Regions from separate parts of the Homo sapiens genome. Here region 1 is linked to region 2. Evidence: chromatin contacts called from ENCODE Hi-C or POLR2A ChIA-PET data. All regions are on one chromosome and are shown on one strand. Each heading gives the region's core, a stretch centred on a gene start or an enhancer-like site at or near the end of the contact. The rest is flanking DNA. Distances are from core to core; before and after follow the strand shown. Region 1 overlaps MTOR (mechanistic target of rapamycin kinase). Region 2 overlaps PEX14 (peroxisomal biogenesis factor 14).

Evidence for each region. A loop is a pair of places that touch in the nucleus more often than their neighbours do. ChIA-PET counts read pairs that join two places held with the same protein, here RNA polymerase II (POLR2A).
Region 1: a loop to region 2 is called in a map of ascending aorta, with 8 times the contacts of the local background. The contact joins two enhancer-like sites. A Hi-C loop is called at or near these places in 1 of 168 maps with a recorded cell type or tissue (ascending aorta). POLR2A ChIA-PET finds 5 or more read pairs at or near these places in 1 of 52 experiments (WTC11).

Annotation. Positions count from the first base shown.
Region 1 is chr1:11,206,799-11,210,897 of GRCh38, reverse strand. It overlaps MTOR (mechanistic target of rapamycin kinase), which reads left to right. Exons shown (of 58, transcript NM_004958.4): 24 at 1-84; 25 at 1,440-1,586. Among named protein-coding and RNA genes, the nearest start is that of ANGPTL7, 19 kb to the right of the region's middle. Within about 2 kb of position 2,822, at least 8 of the 41 ENCODE cell types and tissues checked have a DNase peak (open chromatin) inside an H3K27ac peak, as active enhancers do; they include ascending aorta, where a contact is called at or near this core.
Region 2 is chr1:10,528,307-10,532,481 of GRCh38, reverse strand. All of the region lies in intron 2 of PEX14 (peroxisomal biogenesis factor 14), which reads right to left. Among named protein-coding and RNA genes, the nearest start is that of PEX14, 55 kb to the right of the region's middle. RefSeq lists an enhancer at 3,238-4,175. Within about 2 kb of position 1,506, at least 8 of the 41 ENCODE cell types and tissues checked have a DNase peak (open chromatin) inside an H3K27ac peak, as active enhancers do; they include ascending aorta, where a contact is called at or near this core.

The DNA of each region.
Region 1 (4,099 bases), core at 1,573-4,072, 680 kb before region 2:
TTCATTCCAATGGTGAATAAAGTTCTGGTGCGACACCGAATCAATCATCAGCGCTATGATGTGCTCATCTGCAGAATTGTCAAGGTGAACTATACTTCTTTTCTGTTCTGAAGTCCCTGTTGTCTTTACTACTTGATATTCTTGTAATCTTGGCTATGGGAGTTTGTGTAGCTTTTTGGCTGTAAATTAGGGATTGGCAAACTTTTTTCCAGTTTTGTAGACTATGTGGTCTCTTTTGCAGCTCCTCAGCTCTGCCACTACAGCCTGAGAGCAGCCATACACAATGTGTAAATGATGAGCCTGGCTGCATTCCACTAAAACTTTATTTATGGACACCTAAATTTGATTCTCTCAATTTTCATGTGTTGCAAAATATCAATCTTCTTTTGATTTTTTTTCCCCCCAACCATTTAAAAGTATAAAAACCCTTCTTAGCTCTTGGGCTATATAAAAACAGGCAGAGGGCTGGGTGCGGTGGCTCCCGCCTTGGGAGGCCAAGGCAGGTGGATTGCTTGAGCCCAGGAGTTTGAGACCAGCCTGGGCAACATGGTAAAACCCCATCTGTACAAAAAATACAAAAAATTAGCTGGTCATGATGGCGGGTACCTGTGGTCCCAGTTACCGAGGAGGCTGAAGTGGGAGGATCACCTGAGGCTGCAGTGAGCTGTGATTGCACCAGTGCACTCCAGCCTGGGTGGCAGAGTGAGACCCTATCTCAAAGTAGATTAAAGGCTAGGCACAGGGGCTCATGCCTGTAATCCCACAACTTTGAGAGGCTGAGGCGGGAGGATCACTTGAGGTCAGGAGTTCAAGACCAGCCTGGCCAACATGGCGAAACCTCGTCTCCATTAAAAATACAAAAATTAGCCGGGCATGGTGGTGTGCACCTGTAGTCCCAACTATTCAGGAGGCTCAGGCAAGAGAATTGCTTGAACCCAGGAGGCAGAGGTTGCAGTGAGCTGAGATTGCGCTACTGCACTCCAGCCTGAGAGACAGAGCTAGACTCTGTCTCAAAAAAATAAGTAAATAAATAGGTTCGATTAGATAGGCAGGTAGGGAGTGGCACAAATAAATAAGTGAATAGATGATTCTTTTTAAAAAGTTTTAAAAAGCCAGGGGATGGGGGCTGTTTGCCACCTTTGCTCCAAACACTTTATCACTTTTCCCATTGCCGACAATTGTTTATCTTTGCTAGTTGCATGGTTGCTTGATCTTAATACTAAGTCAGTGCTTGTCAGTAACTAGGAGTGACTAGCAAAGACTGTCTACAGTTGGGGAGTCAGCCCATCTGTGGTTCATTTTGTCCATATGTGCAACTTTTTACTTCTTACTGAAATCCTGGCTCTACCAGGTCTGCACCTCCCAAAATTTAAGGATATTTCCTAAACCAGAAGCATCTAGTAGAGTTATAGGTGTTTCCTATAAATCTTTGGTTGTAGGGATACACACTTGCTGATGAAGAGGAGGATCCTTTGATTTACCAGCATCGGATGCTTAGGAGTGGCCAAGGGGATGCATTGGCTAGTGGACCAGTGGAAACAGGACCCATGAAGAAACTGCACGTCAGCACCATCAACCTCCAAAAGGCAAGTCCATTGTTTCAGGTGACTGGGAAAGGAGAGCTCTGCTCTTCTCACTTACTCAAAACTTTTAACTGTTTAAACTGGGCAACCGAAAACCAGCCCAGGTGTTTTTTCCAGAAATCTAGATACCATGAACTTAGATCATTTTGTCTTTTTACAGGTGCCTAAATTGTAATTTTGTTTTGAATAGAGAAAAAGTAGAGAACAAAATGTCCTTTTGTGCTCCCTTGGAATATGGATGGTAGAACCTTTTGTTGCAAATACATTCTCATTTTTTACATGAAGGGAACAAAGCTAGTGAGCCCCCTAGTTGGCATTGAGACTGATGAAGGCTCTTTCAAACAGTGCTTTTCAAACTTCTCAAACTCATTGGGCTTACCAGTTGCTGGGAGTCTTGTAAAAATGCTTATTCTGTTGTTGGCAGTCTGATTTGGGGCCTGATATTCTGCATTTCTGACAAGCTGCCAGCTAATGTGATGCTGCTGGTCCATGGACCATACTTTGAGTAGTGAGGTTTTAGATGTTTCCAAGTGATTACTGAATTATCTCTGCTGGCCAAAGCCTAAGATATGACCAGCTTTTCACCATGTATGCCATCAGCTATCCACCTAAAAACAGGCAGTTTCAAAGCATCTCTAGTGAATCAGAGCACAATAATCATAATTACTTCACCAACTTTAAATAAATATACCACATCGAGTATTTTCCATTTTGCATTAGTCTTTCATGTTTCTGGTGACTGTAAGCAACTTCCAGTTTAGATTTCAGTGTTATTTTTCATCTATTAGCCATCTCACTCCATGTGCAGCAGCAGATAGAGGTGAAGAACTGGGCAAGACTGTGTCCTAGCTGACTCGTTCACTTCTTTTGGAAAAACCCATAAAGATTTGAACACAGTCCTTTGTGCATGTGTACGGGCTCACGCCCAGCTTTGCGGAGCACTGGGGGTTTATTACTGTTGTTTCAGAGTCTTTACTCACACAAACAGCTTCAAGTGACCACTGCTAAGAAACGTTTGCTGGGTTAAGATGGAGGTAGTAAAATATTCCTGGGTCAGGAGTGATGCTGCTTTCCCTCTGGGGATTTTGTAACTGCTACTCTGAGACTTTAGGAGGAAGAAAAAGGTTATCAGTCACTTGGCATTCCCAGGTAATCATTGAGGCCACCCTGCTGACACCTCACACTGGAGGGAGGGGCCAGGCAGGAGGCCAGATGTACATTTCCACCCAGATGTTTTCATCCTGACTAGGTTCAGAATGTCCTTCCAACCAGGCAGCCGTCCACCCTGCTTTAGAGCTTTGTTCTCTCTATTTTAGGAAATTCCTCAGTAATCTAGTTTGCTTCCAGGAAGTTTTGCTTTCTACCCAGACTTGGAAAAAATAAGCATAAACCTTGCCAGATAGACAAAAGAAAGACTCTTAGTTTATCTCACCTGAGAAAGTAGATCAAGTTCAAAACTCTAGACAGAATCCTCCACAGCTCACTCTCAGATCTATTTCATTGGGAAGTAAATTGTGGGAGCTGGGCATGGTGGCTCATGCCTGTAATCTCAGTAATTTGGCAGGCCAAAATGGAAGAATCACTTGAAGCAGGAGTTTGAGACCAGCCTGGGCAACATAGTAAAACACCATCTGTATAATAAAAATGAAAAATGAAAAAAATTAATTTCAGCCTGGGCAACAGAGTAAGACCCTGTCTCAAAAAAAAAAAAAAAAAAGGAATTGAAAAAATTTTAAAAATTAGCTGAGCAGAGTGGCACCTGCCTGTAGTCCCAGCTACTCAGGAGACTGAGGCAGGAGGTTCACTTGAGCCCATGAGTTCCAGGGTGCAGTGAGCTATGATTGCGCCACTGCACTCCAGCCCAGGTGACAGAGCAAGATTCTCTTCAAAAAAAAAAAAAAAAAAGAGGTAGGGGGCCAGGTGCAGTGGCTCATGCCTGTAATTCCAACACTTTGGGAAGCCAGGCGGGAGGATTACTCGAGCCCAGGAGTTCAAGACCAGCTGGGGCAACATGGCAAAATTCCCCCTCTACAAAAAATACAAAAATTAGCTGGACATGGTGGTGCATGCCTGTAGTCCCAGCTACTCGAGAGGCTAAGGTGGGAGGATCTCTTGAGCCTGGGAGGTCAAGGCTGCAGTAAGCAGTGATCATCCCACTTCACCACTCCAGCACAGGCAACAGAGCAAGACCCTGTCTCACCAACAACAACGACAAAAAAAGGCAGCAGACCTCATTGTTCAGAAGTAAATTGTGCCTCCTTATAATCATGTGATGATAATTAGGGATTGGTGCATTTATCAGTCTTAACCAACTTTCAGAGTAACAATTTGCCACCTCAGTCACCATTTTATTTGTTATGATAATATTAGATTTATGTGATACAGAAAACATAAAAACCATTTATGTATACTTCTAGAATGCCTTCCAGAATTTTCAGCAGCTTTACTGTCTGTCTGAATGATAATCTGTTTGGGTTTACCTTCACCATGAGTAAGCTGGCATTCCATGAACAGGC
Region 2 (4,175 bases), core at 257-2,756:
CCTCGAATTACCAATAGCTAGTTTAATCAAAATAAAGACAACAAACTCCAAAGAAAACAGACCAGTTTCTCCCCGCCCCCCATCCCTCTGACCCTACCTTCTGTCCCCTTCTCCACCCAAAGCAAAATAAAACAACCCTGCCACCACCAATTCCACAATTTTGGGGAAATTTCATAATTTTCACTATGTGTCACTTAGAGATAAAACTGAGGTGCAAGGAAGAGGAGTAAATTCTTGTCTTTGCAGTCTCATAACAATGGTTACACCGGAGTCACTGGAGTCACTGTCAGCAACTTGGAAAAAAGCGGGGGGGACTTCAGGTTGAAAAACACCTTTAGATCTAAGATGACTGGCCAATTGAGAGAGATTTGTATTTGAGAGAGCAGGATTTGTAACTGTATAAATCAATGGAATACAGTATACTCAGGGGTTATCTACTATGAACTATGTGCTGTTAAATGCATTGTGTAGGGTAAGTAATCCCCAGTGAGAAGAACTGAGGTTCCTGACAGTCCTCACCAAAGAGATGCTTCCTATGTGTTTTCCACTCTCCTACAAAAGACCTGCACATTGTAATCTTCAGAATACACACTTTATTTTCTGCACGAGGGGGACAGGAGGACAGAGCCTGCCTAATAATGAACCTGGGGTTTGAGGGAGCCTTAGCACTTTGCACCTGACATGTAAACCTGATGCATTGTCTCCAGTGACACTTATTTGGAATGCCACCAATTCCAGCACTCCTGTGTACTACATACACATCTATCTCCTAAGATGTGAGCATTCATTAGCCATCTTAAAATATTAAAAATATTCAAAAATTAATGACACTAACAACCAAAGCCAAGTCCTTTTAACCCACAGAGATCACAACTAGAGGGCAAAAGAAAATGACCAATATAATCTACGGGCCCGAAACCCCATTCCAGCGCCGCACTGCTCCACGTGCGCTGCTCAGAAGATTAAATTGCCTGTGAAAGGTTCCTACGTTCATACACTAAAGTAGATACCCAGAATCCTGTTAACAAGCGTTAGACCAAAGCCAACTCGAGTTTTAACAAGGACTGACTTAAAAAGCCAGGCACTGCCAAGAATGAGAGAACCCTCTTCAAACAGAAATGCTGCATTTTAGTAAGAAATCAGTACTCTGTCAGGAGTTCCTTGACAAATATGGTCATCGGCGGCACAGGGAAATAGTTGCAAAGCAGCTGTTAATCAGAGAAACACATCGTAGAACGCTGATGCTAGCACTCGTGAAAAAATGCAACGGGCTAATTATGAAGCTATATATCTCACTAAAGAGGCCGTGTTCCTTGAGATTCCAGGCAGAGCACTCTCGGATCCAGGGTCCTAGGACAACATAATTCTGGTTTTCTACATGCAGGCTCCTCTCTGATCTACCATTCACAATGCCGGGCTCCCTGTTCTTTCTCAAGTCTACACGCTCTCTTTCTAGCTAGGGAACAGGCTGGGGAGGGAAGGAAGCAGCGGCAACCACAAGCCACATTCCACGAACATATCCAAAAGGTGACATATCCTAAACCAGAGTAGAAGAAAAATCTACAAGTATGCAAAAGAAAGCAAGCGTCGGAATTGTCATTCTCAGTGTGGCAGGAGGGCAAATGTGTGTGAGCCTCAATCCAGGATTTCCCCAGCTGCCAAAATGAAAAGAAAGACTAAAAAAGCAGCAGGAATAAACAAAAACTAGAGGCAGTTCTGTGTGCAACCTCAAAGGGAGAAAGAAAGCTTCCAGAAAGCTGCTCTCAGAGTGTGACTGCAACTCAGGGACGCCAAGGGCCCAATAGCCAGGTAAGAGGGGAAAGTTAATATGCAGAGGAAGGCTCGGTCAGCCAAAATTCAATACGCGCCTCTGCAAGGACAAGGAGGAACAGGCTCCCCGAAACCAGACTAGTGGGAGTAGGGGGGAGGGGCCTGCACACTCGGAGTAAAACCACTGGAATGGCAAGAGGGGAATAACCTTGAGGTGGACGAGCCCGCAGGCGGCAGAAGCGCAGAGCCAAAGTGCCCCCTAGCCGGAGCCGGCGGAGGCGCAGGCCGGGGCGGCCGCTCCGCTAACTCGCACAGCCCAAATTAAGTGTTTTCACTCAGGGAAAATGAAATGTTTTGCAAGATGAAACAGAATGAAAATTGAGGTTTTAGGTAATTACTAGTTGGCATTTACATATCACGGGCTGGTTCAACACCTATTCATTTTCCTCTTTTATTTTCAATTTTTAAAAATTGCTCATTAAAAATGAACAGATGACAGTGACAGGAATTTTTTTTGTACTCTTTCCCCTTCTCTGAGGGTTACAAAACCAAGAGGCAATTTTAGCCCATTTATCTATAATTAACGCACACACAAAGGTATGTTTCATGTACATTAAGGGAGGAAAGGAGAAGGGAAAGTCAACAAAAGCCAGGAAGTTCAACAATAAAGACAGTGAGTTGTACTCAGGTAGCCTCCTGCACCTGGGTAAGGAGCTGGCTAGCAAGTGCCCTGGCACTCAAGGAGTTAAAGGAAAGAGCCTCTCTTTCGACTTGGAATTTCCTGGGTTTTGTCACTGTGTCCTTCCCATTGTTGATTTGGGTTACAACACTATACTAATTAAGCTTGTGGGCCCTAATTTCCTTTGTTTTACTTTACTTTCCTCTGTCCTTTTGTTTTTCACATTAAAGAAATAAAATTCCGCTGGTAGAAGTGCACAGGAGTTGACATGATAGAACAGAATATATTTTAAGGCTATTGTGTAAATCTGTATTTAGGGAATTCTAAAGCATGCATTATTGACCCTAGTCTCTCTTAAAACTCATTGATATATGTAGTAAAAGCCTTTATGAAAAGTGGCAACTTCACATGCACAAAAACTACCTTTCAAAGTGAAATATCTCTGCCATTTATTTTTTTTCCCTTGGCCTTAGTTAAAAATATTGCATGAACTGCTTGCCAGAATGTCATTGTTTTGTTATTTGATTAAAGTAGTTCTTCCAGAAATGTATATTGAAATAAAAAGCATCTTAAACCACCACGCACTATTTAATGTCAAGGGACAGTGATCTTAGGGACGTAAGGGTGACTTTGGAGAGGTGTCCGTGTCCAGCCGAGGACTCTGGGTGCCAACTTCCAGCCCAAAGGGCGCTGGTGCAGTGGAGGAGCACAGCTTGAAAAGCAGAGCTGCTGATGCAGCGGGTGACGGTCACCACGCCACAGAAGGAGCTGTGGAGTACACGCCGGCCTGGAAGAAATGAAACCCTTGCTTGTGGGTTGGGAAGATCAAAGTTCCTTTTTAGGAAAGGTTGAGAAGGAAAAGCGTTTTTCTCCTTCAGGGAGAAAGAAAAGCACATTTAAATGCCTTGTCCCCACGCATCCCCACCTGAATTTAGATAGCAGCCCCTCTAATTTTTGATGCAACCAACAAAGCAGTTACCCAAAGAGGGGAGGAAAAAAGGATGACATTTGCCTTTTCCCTGCCTTTGAAATGCAACTGGCAGCAAATTGTTTGAAGTCCTGTTTAGAGAAGAAACTGTAATAGCCTTCATACTGAAAAGAGGAGGAAAATGCCATTATACACGGATCACGGTAGCAGTGACCTCAGCAGAGAAGGCAAACGAGCTGGCTGCAAGTTGGAGGTTTGGCCAGCGTGCCAGGAACGGAAATAAAAGGTTTATGTGCCAGAGACGAGTGGCAAGAGCTGGGTGCTCGATCCCAAGAGATACCAAGGAAAGACAAGTAGTTCAATTCCTTAACATGATGTTTTTCAACAGCTCCTTGACTGCTCCTTCTTCCAGTATCCCCTGGTTTTATATTTTCAATATTCCTCTAATTTCCCTGCACTGTTAAAGAGGAAGCAGAGAGCACCCAGGCTTCGTGTTGTAAAATTAATGAAGGTGTCAAGCTGTTGAGTTAAATCACTCTAAAGGAATGTAATGACTCAGTGTCCAAGATGCTCCCTGAGAGAACTGTGAGCTCACACAGTGACGGTGGCGGGTGACTCCAACACTAAAAATATGTGGCACACAGTCCCCAGCACCTCCCTAATGATAACACTGCCTCTATTTCCTAGTCTCTTTCTCTCCACCACTGGTTGAATTTCATGCTTTCTGAAAGGTATTTCTCCTAACCTCCAGCAGCTTCAGATGCTCAGCAGATGAAACCCTGCTTCAGCTTCCACTTC